Linked DNA regions of Homo sapiens: region 2 is linked to region 1. A link is a contact called in ENCODE Hi-C or POLR2A ChIA-PET data. All regions are on one chromosome and are shown on one strand. Each heading gives the region's core, a stretch centred on a gene start or an enhancer-like site at or near the end of the contact. The rest is flanking DNA. Distances are from core to core; before and after follow the strand shown.

Evidence for each region. Hi-C counts contacts between places; a loop is a spot of excess contacts on that map. ChIA-PET counts read pairs that join two places held with the same protein, here RNA polymerase II (POLR2A). Pooled maps may share reads with other maps.
Region 2: a loop to region 1 is called in a map of PC-9, with 19 times the contacts of the local background. The contact joins the enhancer-like site here to the promoter of SNX29-AS3 in region 1. A Hi-C loop is called at or near these places in 1 of 168 maps with a recorded cell type or tissue (PC-9) and 1 of 50 pooled maps. POLR2A ChIA-PET finds 5 or more read pairs at or near these places in 7 of 52 experiments (GM12878, H1, HCT116 and 4 more).

Annotation. Positions count from the first base shown.
Region 1 is chr16:12,606,534-12,613,126 of GRCh38, reverse strand. SNX29-AS3 (SNX29 antisense RNA 3) reads left to right here and starts at 1,985. Exons shown (of 4, transcript XR_007064988.1): 1 at 1,985-2,389. RefSeq lists a cis regulatory region at 142-521.
Region 2 is chr16:12,829,771-12,836,456 of GRCh38, reverse strand. No RefSeq gene overlaps it. Among named protein-coding and RNA genes, the nearest start is that of CPPED1, 29 kb to the right of the region's middle. Within about 2 kb of position 1,921, at least 2 of the 41 ENCODE cell types and tissues checked have a DNase peak (open chromatin) inside an H3K27ac peak, as active enhancers do; they include PC-9, where a contact is called at or near this core.

The sequences.
Region 1 (6,593 bases), core at 736-3,235:
AACAGATTAATAACACTTAAAAATTATTGATGCCACAAAAGAAATAGCACTTGAAAATTTCCTCAAGGCAATTTTACTTCTATAGAAGGGTGACTTACAGATGGAGCAATGGCGAGAGCACAGCTGAACCAAGGGAGAGGAAGGGGTTCTTATTTCTGAGACAGGTAGCCTCTACTGCTGTCATTCCCCTATTGGCTAGGGTTGGACCACAGTGTAAGCTAATTCCGAATGGCTATTTTAAAGAGCAGTGGGTACAAGTCTGAGAAGCAGGAATGACTGCTACAGAACCGGTGACTCACGATGATTGAAGTCAGAGCAGGTAACCAGCGTTGACTCAGGATGGAGTAGGTGACCAGGGCAACACATGTGACCTACTGATTAGAACTGGTGGAAAAGCTTGTTTACTGAAACTAGGGGCAAGGAGATGAGAACGAGGAAGTTAAACTTTAAAATGGACAAAACGGGAGCCGAACGTGTACTGATAGATTGGCTCTTTGGATGGGATGTCAGAACTCATTGTACTTAACAATTGACAGGCTAAAATCTTGGAAGAGGTATTACATCCTTCAATGCTTACTAAAGAGACCCAGATGTGGGAGTGTCATGTTATCCTGATACCTTGAACAGAAGGATTCGTAATTTCGCTTCGAAGATAATACTGATTCTTGTAAAATGTAGTAATTAAGAATTATTACAAATCCTTGTAGCAGAGCATGTCTCTCATCAAGATGTTTTGTTTTTTGATGCAGTCTTGCTCTGTTGTCCAGATTGGAGTACAATGGTGCAGTCTCAGCTCATTGCAACCTCTACCTCCCGGGTTCAAGCAATTCTCCTGCCTTAGCCTCCCAAGTAGCTGGGCGCACAGGCACGTGCCACCACCCCTGGCTAATTTTTGTATTTTTTAGTACAGACTGTTTGACCATGTTGTGTAGGCTAGTCTCAAACGCATGACCTCAAGTGATCCCCCCCACCTCAGCCTCACAAAGTGCTGGGATTACAGGCGTGAATCACCATGCCCGGCCCCTCATGATCTTTTTTATTCTCTATAAACAAGCATTGTACCTAGAGTGGATGCATTCCCCTTTCTTTTGGGAATGCCCTACTCTATGGCTAACAGTACTTAGGCTACTTCCTTAATAAACATACTTTTGCTTTGCACTGTGGACTTGCCCCTGAATTCTTTTGTGCACGAGATCCAAGAAGCCTCTCTTGGGGGTCTGGATCAGGACCCCTTGCCTGTAACATTGTTACCTCCCTTTTCGACCAAAGCAGCCTCATTTTTTTTATTGCATTGTGGTGTGGAGCCCCAAAACTAGTTGGCATCTCTGGACCCCTAAAGATCTAGGTAACACTTGGTGAATTTTTAAAATCTCCCTTTTCATGGGTTTTTAGAAATTCAAAGTACTCTCCAAGATTTTCCCAAATCCCAGGTGCTTCTACCATTATTGTTACATGAAAGGGTTCCTGATGCAGTCCCGAGAGAGATGGTTCTTGGATCTCCTGCAAGAAAGAAAGAAAGCACAAGTCTGTAAAGTGAAAGCAAGGTGATTAAGAAAATCAAGGAATAAAGAATGGCTACTCAATAGACAGAGCAGCCCTGAGGGCTGCTGGTTGCCTTTTTTTATGGCTATTTCTTGACATGCTAAACAAGGGGTGGATTATTCATACCTCCCCTCTTTAGACCATATAGGGTAACTTCCAGATGTTGCCATGGCATTTGTAAGCTGTCATGGCAGTGGTGGGAGTGTAGCAGTGAGGACGGTCAGAGGCCACTTTAAGCACCATCTTGGTTTTGGTGGGTTTTGGCCGGCTTCTTTACTGCAACCTGTTTTATCAGCAAACAGGTCGGCACAAGATACAGCTATCTCATCCTGTGACTAAGTGTCTTAAGCGTCTGGGAATGCAGCCCAATAGTTTCAGCCTCATTTTATCCAGCTCCTACCCAAGATGGAGTTGCTCTGGTTCAAATCCCTCTGACACCATTATGACATCTTCTCTAATTTTCATGCTTGTGTGAAATTATTTGGGCTGAAGTGGTCAGACAGCTTGGGCTACCTTGTCACCATATTGTGCTAGGTGGAGGCTACTGCCTCTAGAAGACTGTCTATTGTGCCTTGAATACACAGCATTGACTTTGCAGGGTCATCTTGCTGGATAACATAGCACCACCCAAACAGGAGAATTGAGGCTGAGACTGGATCAGGCCCAGTGGAACATAGCGAAATGAGAATAAGCTTTCGTGTTAGAATCCTGCCTATGTGATCTCCAGCAACTTAACATCTCTGAGCCACTTCATTTATCTGGAGAATGGGGCTAAATCTTCCTGAGTTTTTGAGGCTTACAGCGAATAATGTACGGCACCTGACATGCAGTAAACAAGAAATCAAAGGTAAATACCATTATTCAGTCTTCAGCACAGAATTTGTTCATTTTCTTACCATACCGCCCTTCCTCCCCCACTTTATAAAGAACAGAGACAGATCTCATTTTTTCAGATCTAACAGGTACCCCCATCCCCATGACTGGCTTTCAATAGATTGATCATAGTGTGCAGAGGTCAGCAAACTTTGGCCCACCTGTTTAGTAAATAAAGGTGAGTTGGAACACAGCCTTGTCCACGCATCAGTTGAATAGTTGGCAATGGGAATCTCATGATCTGCACCTAAAAATATTTGGCCCTTTACAGAAATACTTGGCCATCCCCTGGCTTATAGCCGGTTGTGTTTTGTTTCCCTGTGTCTCTTTCCCACCCCAGCTGGGATTCAGGCTAGCCTGTTTGTCTAATCAGATCTGAGGAAAGTGCATTCAGTTGATGAAATCGGCTAACAAGGGTTCATTGCTACGGGCTCATTGTGTTTGGAGATGGGGAATGTGCGTGGGTTGGTCAGAGCCTTAACCCACAGCCCTGCTCCCAGGAAGCTTTCTGACCACTTCTGTGGATAAACAAGGCACGCATAGCTGGGCACAGTAGCTCACACAACACCTGCACTTTGGGAGGCCGAGGCAAGAGGATGGCTTCAGCTCAGGAGTTTGATACCATCCTGGGAAACAAGGCAAAACCCTGTCTCCACTAAAAACACAAAAATTAATGGGGTGTGGCAATATGTGCCTGTAATCCCAACTACTTGGGAGGCTGAGGGAGGATGGCTTGAGCCCAGGAGGTAGGGGCTGGAGTGTACTATGATTGTGCCGTTGCACTGCAGCCTGTGTAACAGAGCAAGAACCTGTCTCAAAAATACAAACAAAATATAAAAAAGCCATGTGAGCCACAGGCCAGAACTTTAACCCAAACTTGTATACGGATTAGCTTCAACCTTTTAATCTATCTGGGCCTCAGTTCCCCCATCCATTAAATGGCAATAATTTTAAGTTTTACGGTACATGTGCATAACATGCAGGTTTGTTACATAAATACACATGTGCCATGTTGCTGTGCTGTACCCATTAACTTGCTTAACATTAGGTGTATCTCCTAATGTTATGCCTCCCCCTCCCTCCACCCCACAACAGGCCCCAGTGTGTGATGTTCCCCTTCCTGTGTCCATGTGTTCTCATTGTTCAACTCCCACCTATAAGTGAGAATATGCTGTGTTTGGTTTTTTGTCCTTGCCATAGTTTGCTGAGAATGATTGTTTCCAGCTTCATCCACATCCCTACAAAGGACATGAACTCATCATTTTTTATGGCTGCATAGTATTCCATGGTGTATATGTGCCACGTTTTCTTAATCCAGTCTATCATTGTTGGACGTTTGGGTTAGTTCCAAGTCTTTGCTATTGTGAATAGTGCTGCGATAAATATCTGTGCATGTGTCTTTATGGCAGCATGTTTTATAGTTCTTTGGGTATATACCCAGTAATTGGGATAGCTGGGTCAAATGGTATCTTTAGTTCTAGATCCCTGAGGAATCGCCACACTGACTTCCACAATGGTTGAACTACTTTACAGTCCCACCAACAGTGTAAGTGTTCCTATTTCTCCATATCCTCCCCAGCACCTGTTGTTTCCTGACTTTTTAATGATTGCCATTCTAACTGGTGAGATGGTATCTCATTGTGGTTTTGATTTGCATTTGATGGCCAGTGATGAGCATTTTTTCATGTCTGTTGGCTGCATAAATGTCTCCTGAGAAGTGTCTGTTCATATCCTTTGCCCACTTTTTGATGGGGACTTTTTTTTCTTGTAAATTTTGAGTTCTCTGTAGATTCTGGATATTAGCCCTTTGTCAGATGGGTAGCTGGCAAAAATTTTCTCCCATTCTGTAGGTTGCCTGTTCACTCTGATGGTAGTTTGTTTTGCTGTGCAGAAGCTCTTTACTTTAATTAGATCCCATTTGTCAATTTTGGTTTGGTTGCCATTGCTTTTGGTGTTTAAGACATGAAGTCCTTGCCCATGTCTATGTCCTGAATGGTAATGCCTAGGTTTTCTTCTAGGGTTTTTATGGTTTTAGGTCTAAAGTTGAAGTCTTTAATCCATCTTGAATTTTTGTATGAGGTGTAAGGAAGGGATCCAGTTTCAGCTTTCTACATATGGCTAGCCAGTTTTCCCAGCACCATTTATTAAATGGGGAATCCTTTCCCCATTGTTTTTCTCAGGTTTGTCCAAGATCAGATAGAAATAAAGCCACATATCTACAACTGAGGGCTCTGTTCTGTTCCATTTATCTATATCTGTTTTGGTACCAGTACCATGCTGTTTTGGTTACTGTAGCCTTGTAGTATAGTTTCAAGTCAGGTAGTGTGATGCCTACAGCTTTGTTTTTTGCCTTAGGATTGATTTGGCAATGTGGGCTCTTCTTTGGTTCCATATGAACTTTAAGGTTTTTTCCAATTTAGTGAAGAAAGTCATTGGTAGCTTGATGGGGATGGCATTGAATCTGTAAATTACCCTGGGCGGTATGGCCATTTTCATGATACTGATTCTTCCTACCCATGAGCATGGAATGTTCTTCCATTTGTTTGTATCCTTCTATTTCATTGAGCAGTGGTTTATAGTTCTCCTTGAAGAGGTCTTTCACATCCCTTGTAAGTTGGATTTCTAGGTGTATTATTCTCTTTGAAGCAGTTGTGAATGGGAGTTCACTCATAATTTGGCTGTCTGTTACTGGTGTATAGGAATGCTTGTGATTTTTGCACATTGACTTTTGTATCCTGAGACTTTGCTGAAGTTGCCTATCAGCTTAAGGAGATTTTGGGCTGGGACAGTGGGGTTTTCTAGATACACAATCATGTCATCTGCAAATAGGGACAATTTGACTTCCTCTTTTCCTAATTGAATACCCTTTATTTCTTTCTCCTGCCTGATGGCCCCGGCCAGAACTTCCAACACTGTTGAGTAGCAGTGGTGAGAGAGGTCATCCCTGTCTTGTGCCAGTTTTCAAAGGGAATGCTTCCAGTTTTTGCCCATTCAGTATCATATTGGCTCTGAGTTTGTCATAGATAGCTCTTGTTATTTTGAGACAAGTCCCATCGATACCTAATTTGAGAGTTTTTAGCATGAAGGTTGTCCAAATTTTGTCAAAGGCCTTTTCTGCATCTATTGAGATAATCATGTGGTTTTTGCTGTTCTGTTTATGTGCTGGATTATGTTTGATTTGTGTATGTTGAATCAGCCTTGCATCCCAGGGATGAAGCCCACTTGATCATGGTGGATAAGTTTTTGATGTGCTGCTGCATTCGGTTTGCCAGTATTTTATTGAGGATTTTTGCATTCATGTTCATCAGGGATATTGGTCTAAAATTCTTTTTTTGTTGTCTCTGCCGGGCTTTGGTATCAGGATGATGCTGGCCTCATAAAATGAGTTAGGGAGGATTCCCTCTTTTTCTATTGATTGGAATAGTTTCAGAAGGAATGGTACCAGCTCCTCCTTGTATCTCTGGTAGAATTCGGCTGTGAATCTATCTGGTCCTGGACTTTTTTTGGTTGGTAAGCTATTACTGCCTCAATTTCAGAGCCTGTTATTGGTCTATTCAGAGATTCAACTTCCTGGTTTAGTTTTGGTAGTGTGTATGTGTTGAGGAATTTATCCATTTCTCCTGGATTTTCTAGTTTATTTGTATGGAGGTGTTCATAGTATTCTCTGATGGTAGTCTGTATTTCTGTGGGATCAGTGGTGACAACCCCTTTATGATTTTTTTATTGCATGTATTTGATTCTTCTCTTAGTCTTGCTAGTGGCCGATCAGTTTTGATCTTTTAAAAAAAAAAAACAGCTCCTGGATTCTTTTTTTTTTTTTTTTTTTTTTTTTTTTTTTTTTTTTTTTGGGTCTCTTTCCTTCAGTTCTGCTCTGACCTTACTACTTGCCTTCTGCTAGCTTCTGAATGTGTTTGCTCTTGCTTTTCTAGTTCTTTCGTGATGTTAGGGTGTCAATTTTAGATCTTCCCTGCTTTCTCTTATGGGTATTTAGTGGTATAAATTTTCCTCTACACACAGCTTTGAATGTGTCCCAGAGATTCTTGTATGTTGTCTTTGTTCTCGTTGGTTTCAAAGAACATTTTATTTTCTGCCTTCATTTTGTTACGTACTCAGTGGTCATTCAGGAGCAGGTTGTTCACTTTCCATGTAGTTGAGTGGTTTTGAGTGAGTTTAATCCT
Region 2 (6,686 bases), core at 672-3,171, 220 kb before region 1:
GCAAGCATGTATGACTTCATCTTAATTTGATTGATTACATCTGCAAAGACCTTGTTCACAAATTTGGTCACAATCACAGATACTAGGGGTTAGAACTTGAACATATCACTTTAAGGGACACAATTCAACCCATTATGATGACAACGATAATGATTGATTGGTTGGTGATAATGATGAATATAATGGAAAAAGAGGGAGAATAAGAGAAAGAAGATGATAAAGATAAATAAATATCGAGCACTTATTAAGTGCCATGTAGTATGCAAAGTGCCTTACCTGAATTATTTCATAAAATCTACCTAAAACCCCTATGAGAAACATACCATAATCACCTTATCTTCACTTTTCAATCAAAAAGACTTAGACTATGAGAGGGTTAAGACCATTACTCAAGGTCTCTCTACCGGCAAAGTAAATCTGAGACTCCCTCCATTTCTGTTGGAATCCTGAGCCTAGGCTCCCAACCACAATGCTCTCCTGCCTCTAATGATACTATGTCCTATTCTTTAGGGGCCCAAAGCCAGATAAATGAATATACTTAGGTTTTTACCTGCAGAAAAAGTATGCCAATTTTTGCCCAAAGTGAGCAGTACATATGTTGATTTTATGTGGTACATAGATGCAGGTCACACAGGGAAGATAATACTCCCCTCCGTGATTGATTGATTGATTGATTGATTGATTGATTGATTGATTTAGAAGGAGTCTTGCTCTCTTGCCCAGGCTGGAGTGCAGTGGCACTATCTTGGCTCACTGCAACCTCCGCCTCCCAGGTTCAAGCAATTATCCTGCCTCAGCCTCCCGAGGAGCTGGGATTACAGACGCCCACCACCACACCCAGCTAGTTTTTGTATTTTTAGTGGAGATGGTGTTTCACCATGTTGTCCAGGTTGGTCTTGAACTCCTGACCTCAAGTGATCCACCCGCCTCACACTCCTAAAGCTCTGGGATTACAGGCATGAGCCACCACGCCCAGTGAAATTGTTTTTTTAATTTGAAATAATGCAGACCTACAGGATGTTCCCACAAAAATAGCATGGAAAGTCCTGCATGGTGACATCTTATATAACTTTAGCGCTATATCAAAATCAAGAAATAGGCATTGGTACAATATTGTTAACTAGGCTACAGACTTCATTCAGATTTCACCAGTTTTTACATGTATTTGTGTGTGTGTGTGTGTTTGTGTGTGTAGTTCTATGCAATTTTATTTTGTGCATACCTCTGTACAACCACCAGCATAATCCTGATACAGAACCCATCACCACAAAGGAGGTCCTGGCAGTATTCCCTTTTCAATGTACTTCATTGCTTTAAGGAGAACGTCTTGGTTTGCATTTACTGTTTCTTTACCACCTAACACTTTCACTCTCCTTTTGATCAAAGAGATCTCAAATCTCTGTCTCAAGGTCCTTAGCAGAGACCAGAAGCTACCTAACAGGTATTGATACTGTTTTCTTCCCCGTCTAATTTTACACATGTCTATTTGTGGCAGGAAATACTAGTTTACCAGAATTGTGAGCAGTGAGAATTTTTCACATTTTTTTATTTTTTATTTTTATTTATTTATTTATTTATCTATTTATTGAGACAGAGTTTCACTCTTGTCGCCCAGGATGGAGTGCAGTGGTGCGATCTCGGCTCACTGTAACCTCTGTCTCCCAGGTTCAAGTGATTCTCCTGCCTTAGCCTCCCAAGTAGCTGGGATTACAGGCACTCACCATCATGCCCAGCTAATTTTTGTATCTTTAGTAGAGACGGGGTTTCACCATGTTGGCCAGGCTGGTCTCCAATTCCCGACCTCAGATGATTCACCCCCCTCGGCCTCCCAAGGTGCTGGGATTACAAGCGTGAGCCACCGCGCCCGGCCTGTTTTTCACTTTTAAGCCAAGGTATTTGAGTAACAAAAGTGAATCACAGAAAACTAGAAAGTAAATAATAACACAGGAGGCACGCAGGTAGGGCAAAGAAATTAGGGAAGATGGCATGCAAATGCTGAAATTTGCCAAACACTGGGTGAAGAAAGAATTTGGACCCTAATTCAGGTTCAGAGGTGTTTTATGGCATCCACCAGAAAGAAGCACATGTGGGCATGCTCCCTGGAAATACATTTCATTTCCCACTAAAACTGGAAATTAGAGTGCATTTGTATTTCTTTATTTTAAGGCCTTTCCATTAAAGGAGATTCAATTTGGCTGGTCACTCGCACCAGTGACTCATCTCGCCAGCCTTTGTATTCTTCATGTTATTAAACATTGCTGGTGCAGGGGCGGTGGCACTCCAGGGCTCAGACGAGGCAGTAGCTCCCTTCAGAAGGTCTGACAGGCAGCTCCCGCGCTGCAAAGCGGTGATGTCACCCAAGGGCAGGTCTGCTGTTTTCTCCAATGAGCAGGGAGGGAAATGAGGAGAGAACTCATGGAATCGGTCCCCAGAAGCACCCAGTGTGCACTGAAGCTCACACCGCAGAGATGAGGCTGAAAGGCAATAAATGCAAAGCGCTAATAGAGATGGCTCAACTAAGTGTTTAACTCATTATTTCAGCTTTCGGGTCTCTAATTGTTTCAGTAATTCAAAGGATATAGTATAGAGCTTTTGGATATATTGTTTAAACCCACACAAAGTGAGTCAAAAAATCAATTAATTTGTAAAACCTTATTGCTGGAAATAATATGAAGTCCACCGTCTTCCAGGCAACAAATTTTTCCTTGGTGATTTGCCTTATGGTCTTTGGAGTTTCACTTTGTGTGTGAAATAATAGAGTTCATTTTTTTGCTGACATCACTCATGCACTTCATTTATTCAATAATATTTATTGAGCCTCTACAATAATGAGAAACAGTAAGTACTGAGCACTAGAGATATATAGGGACTAGGCCAGGCACAGTGGCTCATGCCTGTAATCCCAGCACTTTCTGCTAAGGCAGAAAGATCGCTTGAGGCCAGGAGTTTGAGACCAGCCTAGGCTGGTCTCAACATAGTGAGACCCTGTTGTTAAAAAAAAATAAATTTAAAAAGCTAGCCGGGGCTGGGCATGGTGGCTTATGCCTGTAATCCCAGCACTTTGGGAGGCTGAAGCGGGCAGATCACCTGAGGTCAGGAGTTTGAGACCAGTCTGGCCAACATGGGGAAATCCCGTCTCTAATAAAAATACAAAAGTTAGCCAGGAGTGGTGGCCCACACCTATAGTCCTGGCTACTCAGGAGGCTGAGGCAGGAGGATCACTTGAGCCTGGGAGATTGAGGCTGCAGTGAGCTGTGATCCCACCACTGCACTCCAGCCTGGGCTACAAAGTGAGACCCTGTATCAAAAAAAAAAAAAGAAAAAAAAAAGGTCAGGAGCAGTGGTTTATGCCTGTAATCCCAGCACTTTGTGAGACCAAGGCAGGTGGATCACTTCAGGTCAGGAGTTTGAGGCCAGCCTGGGCAACATAGTGAAATCCCGTCTCTACTAAAAATACAAAAATTAGCCAGGCATGGTGATGCACATCTGTGGTCCCAGCTACTCAGGAGGCTGAGGCATGAGAATCACTTGAGCCTGGGAGGTAGAGGTTGCAGTGAGCCAAGATCCCGCCATTGCCCTCCAGCCTGGGCTACAGAAAAAGACCCTGTCAAAAAAAAAAAAAAAAAAAAAAAGAAAGAAAAAAAAATCTGTAGGGATTGAGTAAATACAATTTCTTATCTTCTTGGAGCTTACATTTCATGGAGGAGGCAGAAAATAAGCAGATAAACATATGTCATGCCACATAGTGATGTGTGCCATAGAAACAAACAAATACATATACATATACATATACATATACATATACATATACATATACAGTAGAAGAGTAGGGGAGAGAAATGAGAGCCCTCTTCTCATTCAGACGATACTCTAAGTGATGAATCAGTAAACATTTATTGAACACCTACTATGCACTAGGCATTCTGTTGGTGGGGAAGAAGGAACAGGTGAAATCAAAAGAATTGGTGAGCACACACTTTATGGACAAGACAGAAACAGCAATAATAATTACTATACAGGATCGGGTGTGACATTTTCCCCAATATTCCTCCAAGGCACGTGTTGTTATTCCCAGGGACTGGGAAAATTTAAATTACTTTTCACAGTGGAAAAATGCCAGCACCAAGATTCTAGCTCAGATCTGTTTGGTTCTGAAATGATTTCACTCATGCCACACTCCCTTCTCTGTACAGATGGAATTGGAGAAGAAAATGGTGAATTCAATACCCTTGGTGTTACAGCTAGGTACAATACTGTGAAAAGATCATCAGTTGCCAAATATAAACCAAAACAAAAGGTCCTCCTAACCGAGCTTTATCATTTTACTAATGAATTAGAAGGTATTTGAGGACCTTATAGATCTTGGGTTCATCATTCTGAATATCAATTGTTATTAGTTATTGATACATGGAAGTATTGACCAAAAAAGGTTAATATACTTCTGAGGCCATGTGCAGTGGCTCATGCCTGTAATCCCGGCATTTTGGGAGGCCAAGGTAGGGGGGGATCATCCGAGGTTAGGAGTTCAAGACCAGCCTGGCCAACATGGCAAAACCCCGTCTCTACTAAAAATACAAAAAAAAAAAATAATTAGCCAGATGTGGTTGTGGGCACCTGTAATCCCAGCTACTCAGGAGGCTGAGGCAGGAGCATCATTTGAACCTGGGAGGCAGAGGTTGCAATGAGCCAATAACATGTCACTGCATTCCAGCCTGGGCAACAAGAGGAAAACTCCATCTCAAAATAAAATAAAATTCACAGCTTGTCTCGAGCACTGTGCGATGTGGGCAGCAGCTGCTCTGTCCCACATGCAAACTCTCCAGCAGGTTAAGACAGCTGCAGCCCACATCATTTCAGGGGAACTCTGAGTGGGTTAGAGAATCTGACCAGATGTTGCCCCTTGCATCTTTTTTATTTTTTAGTTCCTTCTCCAAAGAGGAAGACCAGACAATTTAGTGGTTACGCTTCTGCTATAACAGAAGTCTGTCTACCATTCTGTGCTGAAGGGAAAGACGGAGTACAGATGGGAAAACTACTATCTACTAAGCAGTTTAGACAGTAGGGTGCAATGCACAAAATGCAGGATCTTTTTTGTGGGTGTCACAGTCTATCCCTACGTTGTCATTGGAGAGAGGAGAGGGGAAATGTGGTACAGATTCAGGCAGATGGTAGGCGGGTTCATAGGAAGATGAAGGGAGAAGATAAAGAAGACAAAACCATTTTCTTTGAGAGTAGAACAGACAGGGTCTTGCTCTATCACTCAAGCTGGAGTGCAGTGGCATAATCCTAGCTCATTGCAGCTTCAAAGTCCTGGGCTCAAGCAATCCTCCTCCCTCAGCCTCCCAAGTAGTTAGGAGTAGATGTGTGCACCACTACATTTGGCTAATGTTTAAAAAAATTTTACTAGTTCCTTAGACATGGAGTTCTCCCTATGGTGACCAGAATGGTCTTGAACTCCTGGCCTCAAGTGATCCTCCTACCTCAGCCTCCCAAAGTACTGGGATTACAGGTATGAGCCACCATGCCCAGCTGACTGTTTTCTTTATCTCTTCTTTCTTCTCCTCAATATTTCTTTAAACTTTGCAAGTCTTCCACAATGATTAAGGGTTGCTACTAAAAAAAGAAAAATCTAAACTAAAAAGAAGGCTAATCTCCTTCTTTTTTGACATTAAAGATGGCCTAGGCTGGGTGCAGTGGCTCACACCTGTAATCCCAGCATTTTGGGAGGCGGAAGCAGGTGGATCACATGAGGTCAGGAGTTCAACACCAGCCTGGCCAACATGGTGAAACCCTGTCTCTACTAAAAATACAGAAAAAAAAAAATTAGCTGGGCATGGTGGTACATGTCTGTAATCCTAGCTACTCAGGAGGCTGAGGCAGGAGAATCACTTGAACCCGGGAGGCGGAGGTTGCAGTGAGCTGAGAGCACACCAATGCACTTCAGCCTGGGCGACAGAGCAAGACTCTATCTGAAGAAAGAAAAAAAGGCTTAATATGTCAACTTTACTCTTAAAACATGAGTAGACTAATTTGTCAATAATCATACCTTTTCAGGAAAATGTATCATTAATAATTGGATATTTCAGCCGGGCGCAGTGGCTCACGCCTGTAATCCCAGCACTTTGGGAGGCTGAGGTGGGCAGATCACCTGAGGTTAGGAGTTCGAGACCAGCCTGGCCAACATGGCAAAACCCCATCTCTACTAAAAATACAAAAATTAGCTAGGCGTGGTCATGGGTGCCTATAATCCCAGCTACTTGGGAGGCTGAAGCAGGAGAATCACTTGAACCCAGGAGGTAGAGTCTTCAGATAGCCGAGAATGCACCACTGCACTCCAGCCTGGGCAACAGACTGAGACTCTGTCTCAAAAAAAAAAAAAAAGAAAAAAGAAAAAAAAATGGAAACTCAAAATGACAAAACATAATAATATTATAGCTAGCATTTCCTGTGCACTAGCTCTGCGTGAAATGCCCATTCCAAAGGATTTCTCCACCTTGGAACCATTGGTATTTGGGGCCAGATAATGCTGAGTTGTAGGGGCTGCCATGGGCATTATAGGATGTTCAGCAGCGTCCCTGTCCTCTACCCCCTAGATGCCAGTAGCACCACCACCACCTCCCCTCAGTATGACGGCCAGGATGTCTTCAAACACTGCCAACTATTTCTGGGTGACATTTGAGAACCAC